Linked DNA regions of Homo sapiens: region 1 is linked to region 2. A link is an interaction called in ENCODE POLR2A ChIA-PET data of the cell type or tissue named here. Cell type or tissue: PC-3. All regions are shown on one strand. Links, peaks and the distances in the headings refer to the core of each region. The heading gives the core; the rest is flanking DNA.

The links. Peaks named below come from ENCODE experiments on the same cell type or tissue, not always from the same donor. Only the 100,000 strongest peaks of a DNase experiment are listed, where the experiment ranks them.
Region 1: POLR2A ChIA-PET joins it to region 2 with 11 read pairs; 10 of 35 experiments call an interaction of 5 or more read pairs at or near these places.

Annotation. Positions count from the first base shown.
Region 1 is chr11:119,430,077-119,437,563 of GRCh38, forward strand. The region is part of intron 2 of USP2-AS1 (USP2 antisense RNA 1); the gene reads left to right. Among named protein-coding and RNA genes, the nearest start is that of THY1, 11 kb to the left of the region's middle. In PC-3, for the core only: no CTCF peak of the experiment used is centred there; a DNase peak (open chromatin) is centred at 3,465; H3K27ac peaks cover 688 bases.
Region 2 is chr11:119,357,669-119,365,155 of GRCh38, forward strand. It overlaps USP2 (ubiquitin specific peptidase 2), which reads right to left. Exons shown (of 13, transcript NM_004205.5): 3 at 2,516-2,566; 4 at 1,869-1,992; 5 at 1,563-1,674; 6 at 1,356-1,466; 7 at 1,105-1,169; 8 at 481-584; 9 at 313-393; 10 at 89-167. Among named protein-coding and RNA genes, the nearest start is that of MFRP, 15 kb to the left of the region's middle. RefSeq lists enhancers at 156-1,355, 1,980-2,029 and a silencer at 6,508-6,697. In PC-3, for the core only: no CTCF peak of the experiment used is centred there; DNase peaks (open chromatin) are centred at 3,663 and 3,753; H3K4me3 peaks cover 1,487 bases; H3K27ac peaks cover 1,587 bases.

The DNA.
Region 1 (7,487 bases), core at 1,104-6,103, 73 kb after region 2:
GGCCACACATGCAGGAGTGAGCCCAGCAAATCCCGTATGGAGCTGTTCCCTGACCAAACTGCTGACCCACAGAAAAGCTGCCTTTGGTTACTAGTTGGGGTGATTTGTTACAGAACAATAGCTAACTAAGAAACCAGGCGAGGAGAGGGGAGAGGATCTAAGACAGAGGAGGCAGCGTGAGCAAAGGAACAGAAATACAGCAAAGCAAAGCAGAGGCAGGAAAAAACAGGCAGTTTTATTTCTCGTGGCGGTGAAGGCTGAGAGAGGATGATGGAGAAATGGGGAAGAGGCAGTCGAGGAAGTCCTTGTCTGTCTGGACTTGGATAATGAGGCATCATGACAGGCTTACAGGAAGAGTGTGAAATGGCTGGATAGGTGTATTTTTTAGAAGGATTACTCTGGGAGGTTGGGTGCAGTGGCTCATGCCTGTAATCCCAGCACTTCAATAGGCTGAGATGGGCAGATCACCTGAGGTCAGGAGTTCCAGACCAGCCTGGCCAATGTGGCAAAACCCCATCTCTCCTAAAAATACAAACATTAGCCAGTTGAGGTGACAGGCGCCTGTAGTCCCAGCTACTCGGGAGGCTGAGACACAAGGATCACTTGAACCTGGGAGGCGGAGGTTGTAGTTAGCTGAGATCGCACCACTGCACTCCAGCCTGGGCGACAGAGTGAGACTCTGTCTCAAAAAAAAAAAAATTTAAAAAAAAAAAAGAAAGATTACTGTGGGGGCAGCATGGCGAGTGACTGGAGGGCCCCATGAATCCTCTCCTGCCTGTGGTTCTTTGCCCTGCGGTGCACTCAGCGCAGAGGTGGGGAGGCGGAAGGTGGCTTCTGGGAGAGAGGGTGATGTGACGCACACTTCCTTGGGGTCAAGACCCATATCCGTCTTATTTGCTGCTGTAGCTCAGGGGCTTCCAGGTCCTGGCACAAAGTAGAGTCACACAATAAATATTTTTGGATAAATATAAGGAGTAAGGGCATTCAAGTATCATAGGTGCTGCCCATGAGGCAAGAAGGAGGGAATTCAAAGAAGGGTTTGGGAGAAAGCAGTGGTTGTTTTCTGGAAAGGGGAAGAAAGGCATTCCTGACAGAGGGAGCCCCAGAAACAAGGGTGGAGGTGTGAAGTGCACCTGGGAGCTGCATCAGTGAGGGGGATGAGGGTCTGAGATGGGGCAGGAGCAGTGGAGGTGGAGAAGGTGGGGCAGATGGGAGAGACCCAAGTCAGGGGATGTTCAGTGCCTTCCTGGATGTCTTTGGGAGGCATCACAAGGACTCTGAGATTTTGGGGTTGGCTACTCTGAAGGATCAGAGAGAGGAAGCAGCTTCAGTGCAAAAGATCATGTATTCAGTGCTGGCCACGTTGAGCTTGAGAGCCTGTGGGATGTGCACATGGAGAGGTTCAGGCCAGAGCTGAGGAGCGAGGTCGGAGGAGAGGAGAGGTTAACTGCTGGTTGTTGGCAAGTAGGTGGTAATGAGCACCCCGGGAGCATGTGTAGACCTAGAAGAAAACAGAACCCAGGACAGGACCCCAAAGAGCGCTGACACTTAAGGGAGTGGTTGCAGCTGAGGAGTCTGAGGAGGTGGCCAGAAGGATGGAGAATGAGGAGAGGGCGAAGCCACAGAAACAGGCGAGTTCAGTGAGGGTGTGGTCAGCGGTGTGAAGTACAGACAAAAATGTATCCTATCCATTAGATTTGGCAACAGGAGGTCACCTGGTGAGGACAGTTTCAGAACAGTGGTAACTGAGGTCTGAAGTCATTGTTTCAAGATACAGTTTTTATTATTAGGTACAGCAAGGGCCGCAGGGCAGGAGGCGGCCTCCATTGAAAAGATGATTTGTTAAACTCGTAGATCCCGAGTAGGGGGCACGCCACATGGTGGGGGTCACTGGGAAGCACTGGGTCGGTCAGGAGGCACAGGGGGAGGGGGCAGTTGTGGGCGGGCACCTTCATTGTGGTTTTCAAGGGAACAAATGGGCAAGGCAGGGTGAGCAGGCTTAGGATTGGCTATGTTGAATAATTGCAGTGGGCTCTGGGCATAGGGGCTGTCCTAGTTGTGTGGAACCTGGCCTTGGGCAATCAGGGCAGGTGGCTGGTGGCTCTGAGTGTGAGAGTCAATAGAGGTGTTTGGAGCGTGCTCTCTGGACTGGTTGGGTGGGAGAGTTATCTCCGATCTCTATGAATTGGCTAACCGTGGGAGGGACAGTCACCTCAGATGGTAAAACGTCATAATAGAGAAAATAAAAGACATGGTTAATATAGTCATGGGTTGAGGAGTGAGTGGGGAGACAAGATGGAGGCTGCAAAGCAAAGAGGAGCTTTGTAAATGAGCAGCGGCTGCTTGAGGCCCACAGGGTCCCTTCTCCCGAGGGGCTGGCCTGGGAGGTGGGTTGCAGGGTGGCTGAGAGACGGCCAGCGTCTTCTGTGGAAACCGGGGCCTGCCTCCTGGTGAGATCCTCCTTGTGCCTGCCGACTGGGCAGCAGCATCTGGCATGGACACTCCAGGCATGAGGTGTGGGGCGCTCGGACTGTCAGCTTCAACCTTGTGGTTTCGGCTTGGCTGAGCTCAGCTGTTCTCAGTGTGCACCAAGCTAAGGGAGAGCCAGACAGGGCTGTGTGAGAGGTGAGGATAGCCCCCCGAGACTGATTCAGTCTCTCCAGCAAAGAGAAAATGAATTAGCTTTTTTTTTTTTTGGCAGGGACAGCTACGCCTAGGGAATAAGCAAGACTCATCCTTGTGGAATGTGAGGAGTTAGCTTTTTTTTTTTTTAATGTCTTTTGAAGAAAAAATATACAAGCAGAGATCCCACGGTTGTCCGAGGCCACTTCCACCTCAACTGTCCAGGACCCATCACCAGCAAAAGTGCTTTGTAAGCAAGCCGCTGCTCCCTGATATACGAGCTGTAGCATCCCCACCACCTTCCAAAGAAGCCGACAATTCCCCCAAACGTCCCTTGCCAGCTGGCTTCAATTAGTAGTAGCAGAATGCAAATGAAGCATGCTGCAGCTACTCTGGGTCGGGCTGCTCCAAAGTGAGGGGAAATTCAACTCCCAGATAGGGAAGAGGAAGAAAGTCAGAAATACTTTCTTTATGATAGAGGCATTTCTGCTGCTCCTTGGCAGGAAGGAAAGGAGAATGTCGTGGGTGTTCATTTTTCCAAAGTGCACTGTGTAGGAAAGCATGTGAGTTTCAACTTCTGTGGGTGAGAGCATAGGGAGCAGCCTGAGAGTCCACGTGCTGGTGTGCATGTGTGTGTGTGCACGCGCGTGCATGTGTGCACGTGTGGGAATTGGCAGCAGTAGGAGCTCTCTGCTCACCTAGGTACAACCTCAGCCTTGGATACCCCTGTCTTCAGCTCACCCAGGCAGATCTCTGTCCTTTAAGCCTCCCAGAAGGTATTGGAGGAAGGGGCAGACCTGAGGCAAGTGACTCCAAGCCTGAAATCTTTGTCAGCCAAATCCTGTGAGTCATCCTTTCTCATCTTCACCCCTATATCCAGTCATTCATCCAAGTTTGGATTCTATCTGCAGAATGCTCCTTGGAGCCAGGTCTTTCTCTCCATCCTCACTGACACAGCCTTAGCCCTAGTCTTTGTCTCTCTTGCTTAGACCATTGCAGTAGCCTGCTAGCTGGTATCCTGTCTCCAGTCTCTCCCTCCCTGCTGCTACTAGAGTAATTCACCATCTCCCAGCCATTTTATTTGTTTTTTTTTTAAGAAATTGTTTACTTAAAAAAATTCTAATACATGTATGTGGTTCCAAATACAATGGAAGAAAGAACATAGAATAAAAAGTAAATCTTTCATCAACTCCTGTCCTCTAGCTATTGCTACAGTTGTTAGCAGTTGTGTAACTTCCAGAAATCTTCCATGCATGTAACAATATCAGCAAATCTGTTTTATTGGTGGGTGTGGGGAGCACACAAATTGTAGTCTATTATACACTTTATTTTGCCTCTTGCTTTTTTTTCACTGAACAATGTCTCTTGGGGGTCATTCTGTATGAGGACATATGAAGTTGACTTATTTTTATCAGTTGTATAATATTCCATTTTATGGACATATTACTATATATTTGATCAGTCCTGTATCAGTGGCTATTTAGGTGATTTACAAACTATACTATTACAAACAATGCTCTAATGAATGATTTATGCAAATGTAATTTCATGTGTTTGATCTATCTGTAGGACAAATTCTTTAGAATTTGAGTGCCATTATTATTATTATTATTATTATTATTATTATTATTATTATTAGATAGGCTCTGTCACCCACACTTGTGTGCCATGGCACAATCATAGCTTGCTGCAGCCTTGAACTCCTGGGCTTAAGTGATCCCCTACCTCAGCCTCCCAAGTAGCTGGGACTACAGGTGTGTGCCACGACACCCAGTAATAATTTTTCTTTTTTGAAGAGATGAGGTCTCACTGTATGGCCCAGCCTGGTTTCAAACTCCTGGCCTCAAGCAATCCTCCAGCCTCAGCCTCCCAAAGTGATGGAATTACAAGTGTGAGCCACCATGCCCAGCTCCTTTGACTATTATTACTAAATATTTAATTCAAATTAAATTATTTAAATGTTTTCTTTGTAAAAGATGAAGAGCAGACCTCTATCTTCAGTCCAGAACTCTTCCCTGAGCTCTGACTCATCAATTAGCCATGACTTAATATATCCACATGGGTATATCAAATCATTTACTATGTCCTAAATTGACCTCCAATCTTTCCCATCACATAAATGGCACCCCCCATGCATGCAATTGCTTAAGCCAAGCCCCTGAAGTTGTCTGTGATGTCTTCATCTGCACCTGCTTGTCTAGCCCATTGTGGTTCCCATGTGCTTCACCTCCTATTAGCTTTCTTTTTTGCCTACTTCTCTCCATGCTCTTGCACCATCAGTAACCCTTTTAACTCCACAGCCCCTTCAGCTGTAGCCCTCCACAGGAGTGATTTCACTGTCCCACTCAGAGCCTGCATCATCTCCTTCTGGACTAGTGCAGTCATAATAAGAGCATGGCGTCCAAAGTGCTTGTGGTGTGTCAGCACTGTGCTGGGTGTATTGCCCACACCAGCTGCTTTTCACCCTCACAGCCACCCTCAGGGTAGCTGTACTATCACCATCCCCCTTTCACAAACCAGGAAGCTGAGACACTGAGAAGTTCACCAGCTGGTAAGGGGCTGAGCTCTTCAACACTATTCTTGGGTGTTCTTTGAACCTCCTAAATGATCCTCTGCCTCCATTCACACCCCTTACAGGCCATTCCCCAGCATTCAGCAGATCATGGCCTGCCCAACTTTAAAACCTTCAGTGGCTCAGCCTCCCATTTCTCTTAGAAGGAAACTCAAATTCCCACAAGGGGCTGCATGTGGAGACCTAACGCCCCTCTCCACGTTGCCACCATCTTCCTCACCAGCATCACACCTGACAGCCTTTCTTTTGGTCCCTAGAGGTTTCAGCCATTTCCCACCTCAGGGCCCTTGAATACAGCCTGTTTTTAGGGAACGGTGCTTCCCTGCTTGGGTTATTCTCCCACCCTCTGCTCCCCTCCCTTCCCCTGGGGATATTTGGCCATGTCTGGAGACATTTTTGGTTGTTGCAATTGGGGTGAGCTGGGGATGGTATTGGCCTTTAGTGGGCAGAGGCCAGGGATACTGCTAAACGTCCCACAATGTGCAGGACAGTCCCCAGCAAAGAGTTACCTGGCCTAAAATAACAACCAATAGTTGGTAAACCCTGGTCTGGAAGCCACTGCATCTTTGCATGCTTCATTCATTTCCATGTGGCAGATGTTGGCTAAAAATATCACCTCCCCAGAAATGTCTCCCTGACTCTTCTATTTAGAAGAGAGCCAGCCTCAAGCCCTATGCAAGTTATCACTATCATTTTCCTAATGATTAGTACTTTTGCTTCATTTTGTTCTTTTTTCTAGTTTTCTGGGTTCAGTGCTGAGGCACTGTTTCTAATCTTCATTAAAAACAAAAAAACAAAAAAGCAAAAAAAACTCCTTAGTGAGCTATTCTAGGTTTCCTTAGTTGGAAACATATTTTTACTGTACCTTTTCTACATTTAGATATGTTTCGATGCACACGTAATTACCGTGGTGTTACAGTTGCCTGCAGTGTTCAGTACAGTCACAGCCTGTACAGGTTTATAGACTGGGAGTAAAAGGCTGTATCATACAGCCCGGGTGAGTAGTAGGCAGTACCATCTAGGTTTGTATGAGTACATTCTGTGATGTTCCCACAATGATGAAATTGCCTAACGATGCATTTCTCAGAATGTATCCCCATCGTTAAGTGATGCACGACTATATACTTACTTAAACAGTTTCTGTTTCATCCAAGGGAAAGTGACACAGTCTTAAAACTTCCCTTCATAATGAGAGGATCTAATTCCATAAATGAATCCTCCAGGAGTACAAGAAAGAGAGCGGGTGCCGAAGAAGTACTGCTACATCCTCCATTTTGCCTTCTTCTGAAATGCGCACTCAGGATGCCTGCCCTTATCTTTGTCCACTCAGAAAACAAAAGACCCTTGCAGAAACGAATGTTGCTAAGGATTATGGAAATGGGATGTGCCCATCTATTTGGGCCCTCCCTAGAGCCCCCATTCCAAGCTCTGGCTACTACTTTGTATCCAGCTCCTTTGCAGGTAATGTGGGGCCCTGAGCCCCTGCTACTGAGTGATGCATCCTCACTCGGGGGCCAGGAGACTGCTGGGTTTTGGAGACTGAGTGGAGTATCAGGGAGAAGGGTAGGCCTGGGTTTGTGCTGTCTAAGGCTGAGTTTGCCACTTCAGGAAGCACCTTACTCTGCAGGAAGCACCCTCACGTGTTTGTGTTTCTCAGTCTGCTCTGGGGTTGGAGCCAGTGAGAGGAAGATGAGGGCAGGCTCCCCCTTGATGGCTAATCAGGCCACATTTGTGATGGTTTCCCAAGGTTGCTGTGTTGAAATTTAGAGCCAGGACTAGGGGGAGGTGAGTGAGAGAGTTGCCTGTGGTGCAAAATTGAAGAGTGTCTTACTTTGGGCTGCTGTAACAAAATACCTTGGACCAGGTAATTGATAAATAACAGAAATTTATTGCTCACAGGTCTGGAGGCTGGAAAGTCCAAGGTCAAGGCATCAGCAGATTCAGTGCCTAGTGAGGGGTCTGTTCCTCATTGATGGTGTCTCCTTGCTGTGTCTTCACATGATGGAAGAAGCAAACAAGCTCCCTGAGGCCTCTTTCATTTTTCTATTTAATTTTTTTCATTTTTATTTTTAATTTTTTTATTTTACTTTAAGTTCTGGGAACATGCAGGTTTGTTACACAGGTATACATGTGCCATGGTGGTTTGCTGCACCTATCAACCCATCATCTAGGTTTTAAGCCTGGTATGCATTAGGTATTTGTCCTAATGCTCTCCCTCCCCATGCTCCCCACCCCGCAACAGGCCCCAGTGTGTGATATTCCCCTCCCTCTGTCCGTGTATTCTCATTGTTCA
Region 2 (7,487 bases), core at 889-5,888:
TCTTCCGACTGTTCCCCTCACCTATGGGCCCCTTGTCATCAGTCACCCTTGAAAGTCATGTCCCAGCCCTGATGGATCTTAAGGATACGGAGCACCAAGATCTTTGGGAACCTCTGGATGGAGAACTTCTTTATACACCGTTTTCTGCCTCGGCAGCGACAGCATGTCTGAGAGACAAGACAAACAGAAAGAACTTGTGGGGAAGTCAGTGGGCCCCAATCCAGTCACTCCTCAACTGGATCTGCTGGTATCAGCCTCTTCCCAGTAGGTCCCACGGAAATTTGTTCTTGCTATTACCGAAGGGTGACTTACTGGCTTTTCATCTCCATCAAGCACATCCTCTTTGGTGAAGAGCCTCATGCAGTCCATTAATGTCACCTCAGGATAACCTCGCTGGGAAGGGGAAAAAAGCAAAGGTCAGAGGTCAACATGAAAGGACAGGAGAGGGAGTTCAACAAGGCGGGCAACTGGGGTGCATACCTTAGCAATGGGCAGTGAGAGGTCCCAGAAGGGGTCGAAGACCGTAGAACAGTAACCACAATCTGTACACGTCAGCGAGCTCTTTAGCTGCCCAACAAAGAGATCTGGGGAAGAGAAGGCCATGAGATGCTGAAATACAGGAAGTAGAGCATGGTCTTCTGCACAGCAGCTTTTATTTTTTTTTTTGAGATGGAGTTTTGCTCTGTCCCCCAGGCTGAAGTGCAGTGGTGCAATCTCAGCTCACAACAACCTCTGCCTCCTGGGTTCAGTGATTCTCCTGCCTCAGCCTCCCAAGTAGCTGGGATTACAGGTGCCCACCACCATGCCTGGCTAATTTTTGCATTTTTAGTAGAGATGGGGTTTTGCCATGTTGGCCAGGCTGGTCTTGAACTCCTGACCTCAGGTGATCTACCCGCCTTGGCCTCCCAAAGTGTTGGGTTTACAGGCATGAGCCACCATGCCCGGCCTGCACAGCATCTTCTTTCTTGCTGTTCCTGCTTTGCTTTGTTGAACACTAGGCAGAAACAGGCTTCCCCGGGAGAGTGATTCTTAGGGCTTTTCATGCTCCACTCAGGCAAGAGCAGGCAACAGTGAAAACAGGCATCTTCCCTTTCATGCGCTTACCCCCGATCCTACTGTCTTCCCGTTCTAGATATTTTCTCCACATCTGTCGGCCTTTCTCGTCATCACTGGGAACCAGAGAGAGACAACAATTGGGTCAAAGCTCAAAACTTAAGTTTAAGGGTCTGTCAATTTTGATCCTTCATCTTCAAAAGTAAATCAGATTATTCCCAAATCATTAACCCCAAAGTGGTGGGTAAAAATCTCGAGTTCACAAAAGTTTTGCTTTCCCACAGCATTCTCCTCTTACTTACGGAAGATGATCGAGGTTCTCAGGGTTGGACTTAGGTCTCAGTGTCACTCGGTTCACCTCGTTATGGAGCCCATCCAGAAGAAAGCGAAGGAACTCCTGAGCATCCTGCTGACTGAACCCAAAGGAAGGAGGGTGAGCAACACCTCTTGTCCTAAGAACCTGCTCCTACTGCCACCCACCTGAGAGGACATGTCTGCAAGGCCCTTACTTATAGCCAACAAAGCGCGGTGCGTATCTCTGGATCTGGGTCTTGAACTCAGATGGGCTCACCACATCATTGGGGGATGAAGTCCATATGGTCTGAATTAGTTTTGCAAACTCTATTGGAAGGAGAGAGTGTACAGGACAGCTGAGATATTTTCTATAAGAAACTCTGAAACTAGAATCCCAACAAAAAGCAAGCAGAGAAAGACAGACAGGATAGGAGTGTCTAAGACACAACACCTAGAACAGCCCCAGTGGAGTGGAGGAGCATCCGGGGGTAGGCAGGGGCACATGACAGAGGGCCTCTCACCTTCCACGAGGGCTGTGTGTGCATTGCTGCCGTGGTGCAGGTCCCGCATGTAGAGCCTCTGGAGGCAGTAATCTCTCAACTCCCGAGTGTTGCTCAGGCACTGCAGAATTGAGTTCATGAAGCACTGCAAGAGATGACCAGGCAATCAGTGGGGAGACGAGAGTCCCACCTTCACCTGTGTTACTTACTACCAGAGGCTCTCTGGTTCATCTACCTAGAATCCTTTCATAGGAGGCTATCCTTTCATAGCCTCAAGTTCCTCTTTTCATAAGTGAAAGGGGTGAAGTGAGGCAAACCCCCACTCCAGGCATAGGTGACCTAATTGGTTATTTACTATAGAGGTGCACAAAAGGGCGTGATGTGATGGACAGAAGTGTGTGGGAAGTGATGGGCATCCTTTAGGGGAATGATCCAGGAGAGGAGCAGGCTGATGGGTAAAAGGGCAACTTCCTTTTAGCAGTGCTTCCTGCTGGGGGTGGGTAAAGCACAGCCCAGCAATTCTGTGAAACACCAGCCAGGAAGGGCAAGTGCCAACTGGCTGAACGGGTAGGGAGTCAGCCACAACCAGAAGGGGACTCTGGTTATATGGCTCCAGTCAGCATAGTAGGGGGTGGGCCTGGGGAAGAAGCAGGCCAGGAAAAACTCACCGTGTTCCCAAGGTTTCGAAGACCAGCCAGACCCTGGGCACTCTTAGAATTCTGTAAGCAAAGAACATATGGCAATAAGGTGGAAGCAAAGATGCTAGGCCTGTGCTGGGCTCTCTCGTGCAATTTCTAACCAGCTGGAGCCACAGGCAGCAGGCCACACATAATATTCTTTCTTCAACTTTACCCATCTATGTACTTTGTAGGAAAGAGGATTGAGGAATGCCTGTGATTTTCTTTTCTTTTCTTTTTTTTTTTTTTGAGACGGAATCTCACGCTGTCACCCAGGCTGGAGTGCAGTGGTACGATCTTAGCTCACTGCAACCTCCACCTCGTGGGTTCAAGCGATTTTCCTGCCTCAGCCTCCTGAGTAGCTGGGACTACAGGTGTGTGCCACGATGCCCGGCTAATTTTTTGTATTTTTAGTAGAGACAGGGTTTCGTCATGTTGGCCAGGCTGGTCTTGAACTCCTGACCTCAGGTGATCCACCTGCCTCAGCTTCCCAAAGTGCTGGGATTACAGGCGTGAGCCACCGCGTCCTGCCTAAATGCCTGTTATTTTCAACAACCAACAAAAATATTCTTCAGGGCTTTATTGAGTGTGTATTGACTATGTATCTCCCTGCCCCCCATCTTTATGTTATTCTCTATTCTCTGCTACAGTGGAGACTAGGAATTCATATATTTGGTACATATTGACTCCTTACTATAAGAAATTTTGAGTCCCAAATCCAGGTGCTATCTCAAATGACCTATATTTGTACTCCTAGAAGTCCAATATATAAAGTAACTCTCATAAGAGACACTTTGAGGAGGTTTTGAAAAGTTAAACAACAAAACACCTTGAGTTTCGATCTTCAGTTGGGAAAAACTCAAGTAAGCCTGCCATTCTGAATTGCCAGAGACAGGTGGAATTCCTTCCAGCTGAGCTCAGCTCCTAAGGGCTGATTAAAGACTCGGAGAATCCTCCCTGCCTGGCTCAGGTTTCAACATCCTGACTGGCCACTGTCTGGGAATCCTGGAGATGGCAGATTGGGCCCGCAGAGGCAAGGGCCTGGCTGAAATTGCCACTCTTGCTGTTGGCCCTATAGCGGAGGCGGGTGAGGGGGTTGGAGAGAGAACAGGTGCTGGATCGAGGACTCTGAGCTTATTTGTCAAGGTCTCTTGGCTAATCCTGGGCATATCTCCAAGGAGTCAGAAAACCTTCAGGCTCAAAGGGTTAAATAAACAGTTTGCAGATGAGTCTGCCACCCCCTCTCTCAGGGAGGGGACTGGGAGCAGGCAACTCTGGAGCAACACTGGGGCATGCGTGGGGCCAGCTCAGCCCTGATCAGAACAGGAGCCTGAAATAACTCAGCTAAAATTACTCATGCCGTGTGCTGACAGCCTATGAGGCTGTCAGCAGCTCAAAGCCCATGAGGTTGTCAGCTGGGGGGGAGGGGTGTGGGTGGGGGAGGAGCAGGCTGAAGGAGGGCTTTTCTCAAGAACTGCCTTACCGATCCCACAAGTAAGAGGATCCCTTCTTGGCCAGCTGTCAGGGCTAGCACTAACAGGTAGGGAAGAAAAATATACCCAGAAAAGAGACCCAGTTTAAACCTGCAGCTAGAGAGAAAGGCCAATTGGCAGCAGGTGGGATATAAGCATCCTTAGAGAACTTGGCTAGGGCTGGCAGTATATGGCCCCACACAACATCTGAATCTGACTTACTGACAGTCAGCAAGAGGGCCGCAACAGAGATAATTCCCTGGGACAAAGACCTTCTCAGCATTTTCCAGAATTGGTGAAACGCTGCAAAAGTCTCCATGTTGCGCACTCGGAACTAAATGTTAAAGCTTGCCCACAACAGAATACCCACCCTTACGTCTATTTTTGGCAGTGCTTTATTAGTTCTTAGCCCCTGTGCCTCAGATGACATCTGTCTAAACAGGCTGTAGGGGAAAGCATTCTACCACTGGTGACCGTGTCAATGTTCACCAAAGCAGGCCCTCAGCTGAGACAACAGTCACTCAGTGCTAATGGGGGTAGGGAAATGGGAAAACGGAGTCATCTGTCTACAGAAGCACTCCTGTGGTGTTTTAAGATGTTGACACTTAATTCTGACCCAGCAGTGAGGGGCAAGAAGGACACTTCGTCACCCACGATTACTATTCTTGAGGATCTAACCCCTCTATTGGCCTGGGGGGTGGGGAGATGGGAGAAGCTCCTTTAAGGCATCCTTAGGACCCTTGGTTGTTATGTTTTAGGGTGGGGGTTGATGCCTTTGTCTAAAATTTCCTCAGCTCAAAACCACATGCCAGTTTCTAGGTGCTCTGTGTAGAAGGCGGGTGGATAACAGGAGTGGGGGCGACAGAGGAGGGGGAGCAGGGCTGCTCCATGCCCAGCCAGATATTCTTCTGCCAAGAATAGGAAATCAGGAGCTCCAGGGAAAGTCAGCACTTTTCATTACAGAGGGGAACAAAATGTCCCCAGAGTGACCTTTCTTACAGGACAAACAATCCTACCTCAGGGTCGACAGGGAGAAAGGGGCCAGAACTGCAGAAGGTGGGAGACCCTGCACAGCCAACCTCTTTCGGTGAAAGCCAGAGAAGGAAATGACCCCAAGTGTTATGCTGGGACACATGTGCAAAGAGTTGAGAAAGTTTGGACCCAGTCTTCCTTCCATTCAGCCATCAGCAAACCTAGTTTTGACTCAGTATCAAGCACTGTTGCAGGGAGCAGATGGCACCTTCACCATCAGCAAATAGACAGCTTTCACCTTCTAGAGGAGAGGAGCGGGGGCTCAGGAGAGCCCTGCCTGGGTTAATGCAGAGGTAGCATCTGGGCACCCTTCGGTAGGAGAGGCCGAGGTTTGTGTCTTCACACTTGAGACCCCAATCAAGGGCTTTCCCGCCTACCTCACCTGTGTGGTGAGGGTCGCCCCAAGTCCTGGCTGCAGCTAGGAAGCCTGGTGTGGCCCTGGCACGGGGCAGGGCACGCACTGCCAGCACGGGAGCTGGTGCCTGTTACATAAGACCTGTCAAAGCTCGGGCCCCTTCTCCCTTCCCCAGGCGGGCAGCGCCCAGCCTCGGCCCCGGCATTCCCCTGGGGGCTGCTTCCGCGGAGGGACCCGCTGCCCGCTGCATAAATGGAGAGGACGGAAAGAAGGGGAAGTTGCCCTCTGTCACCTGTCTGCACCTCGTCTGCCCTTCACAGGGTCAAAGGACCCCCGTCACCAACCCTTGGGAAAGAGCCCTTGGTGGACAGTGAAGGGGAGGCGGCCCCTTTCTGCCCAGCCTTCCTCGCCGGGGTTTGGCCTCGGAGGAGTACCCCGGCACGGTCCAGCGTGCTGCCCTCGCACACCGATCGAGACCCAGTCAAGGTTATGCTTTCCTGCACCTGTCCTGATAGGTGCCAGGAATTGAGAGGCCAAGAGCCACCACCTGGTGCCGGGGCCACCGAGAGGGAGGGGGCAAGGGGGACTTCCTCGGACCTCCACCCGGGGAGGGGACCACGAGTAAGCGTGCGATCACCTGAGGAGGGGGCATTCCTTGCCAGGAGACCCTGGGAAAGGAGGGGTGGGGGCTGGGAAGAATCCGTCCCCTCACCTAGGGGCGCGTGGCGGGCAGAGGCCAGGGAGAAGGCGGGACCCCAGGCCCTCGGCGCGGGGGTCCCGGAAAAGGGCCCGCGTACCTTGGCTTTGTTGAGCAGGAGCCCCACGAAGGTGGAGAGCAGCAGGGACGGGGAGAGAGGGGAGCGCGGCCGCAGCTCCTTGGCGAGGGCGGGAAAGGGGGCGGCGGGGGGGTCCTCGGGCAGGGTCACGGTGTACGAGGTGCGCATGCTGGGGGGCGGGCGGCGGGCTTTGGCCCTCGCTTAACGTTGGCAGCGGGGGCGCGGGGGGAGTCCCCGCGCGGTGCCACAGTCCGGACGCCGAGGCCGGCGAGACCGCTACAGGACAGCGTCCGCGGCGCCCGAACGCGCGCTCCTCCGCCTCAACCTCCCCGGCGTGCGCCGCCAACAGCCCGGGTCCCGGCTCTCGCGCTCCGGCCGACTGGCGGCCCCGCCGGCGCCTCGGGCCCCGCGACGTCAGCGCTGGGGCGGGGCCAGGCCCTAAGCCCCGCCCCACCTCGCCTCTACCCCGCCCCCGGCGCCGGCACGCGGACCCGAACGAGGCGACAAGGTCGGTCCTCCCCCGCCGGGCCTTCCCCGCGCTCCCCGGCGCCCCCAGCCCGCTGACCCCCGGCCAGGCAGGCCCGCGGGGGAGGCAGGACCGGAGCCCTGAGGCCCTGGCCGGCCTCGGGGTTGAGGCTCAGCTCGGGATAAGTGATCTTTGGGGCCCGCAGAGGACGTCTCCCCAAGACCCAGTGGCAACCGGGTGAGCTTCCCCCAAGGCACCATTACACTTCCTAACTCTTGAGGGGGCTGCAAACCATTTTGAGAACGTGATGAAAGCTCTTCTCTCTTCAGGGCGAAATACGTATATGCACAAACTTTTGTCTAGAGTTCCGGGGGTACTCAGGCCTTCGTGAAGACCCAAACTCATGCAGTCTGTGGAGGTCAATGTGCCCAGGTTAAGAAGATGGACCTTCACGGCCTAGGGGCTGAGCTGCCCTCCTCAAAACAGTCCTGTTTGGCTTCTTTCAAGAGAGGCAGTGCTCATGTTTTATAAGGTCCAATAGGTCACCTTCTCATTTGGCTCCTGAAAAGAACCTTTTCTGGTCTCTTCTAACCAATTACCCAGCTCCGGCTCTCCCATTCTCAAATTTGACTTGTTTTGGGGAGCTGGGGAGAAAGCAATACAATAGTGGGGAAATAGGCGCTCAGCTGGCATGGGGCGAGTGTTCTACTCTGGCGTCAAGCACAGCCATGCTGGAAGATCAGGGGTCTTTAGATTTCGTTTCTGATGCCCCACCCCTCCACCTAACAGGGAAGCTCACGAATCTGCCTAGAGAAAGTATCTTGTTTGGAGCTTGCTGGCTATTTTTAGCCAGTATTTTTAG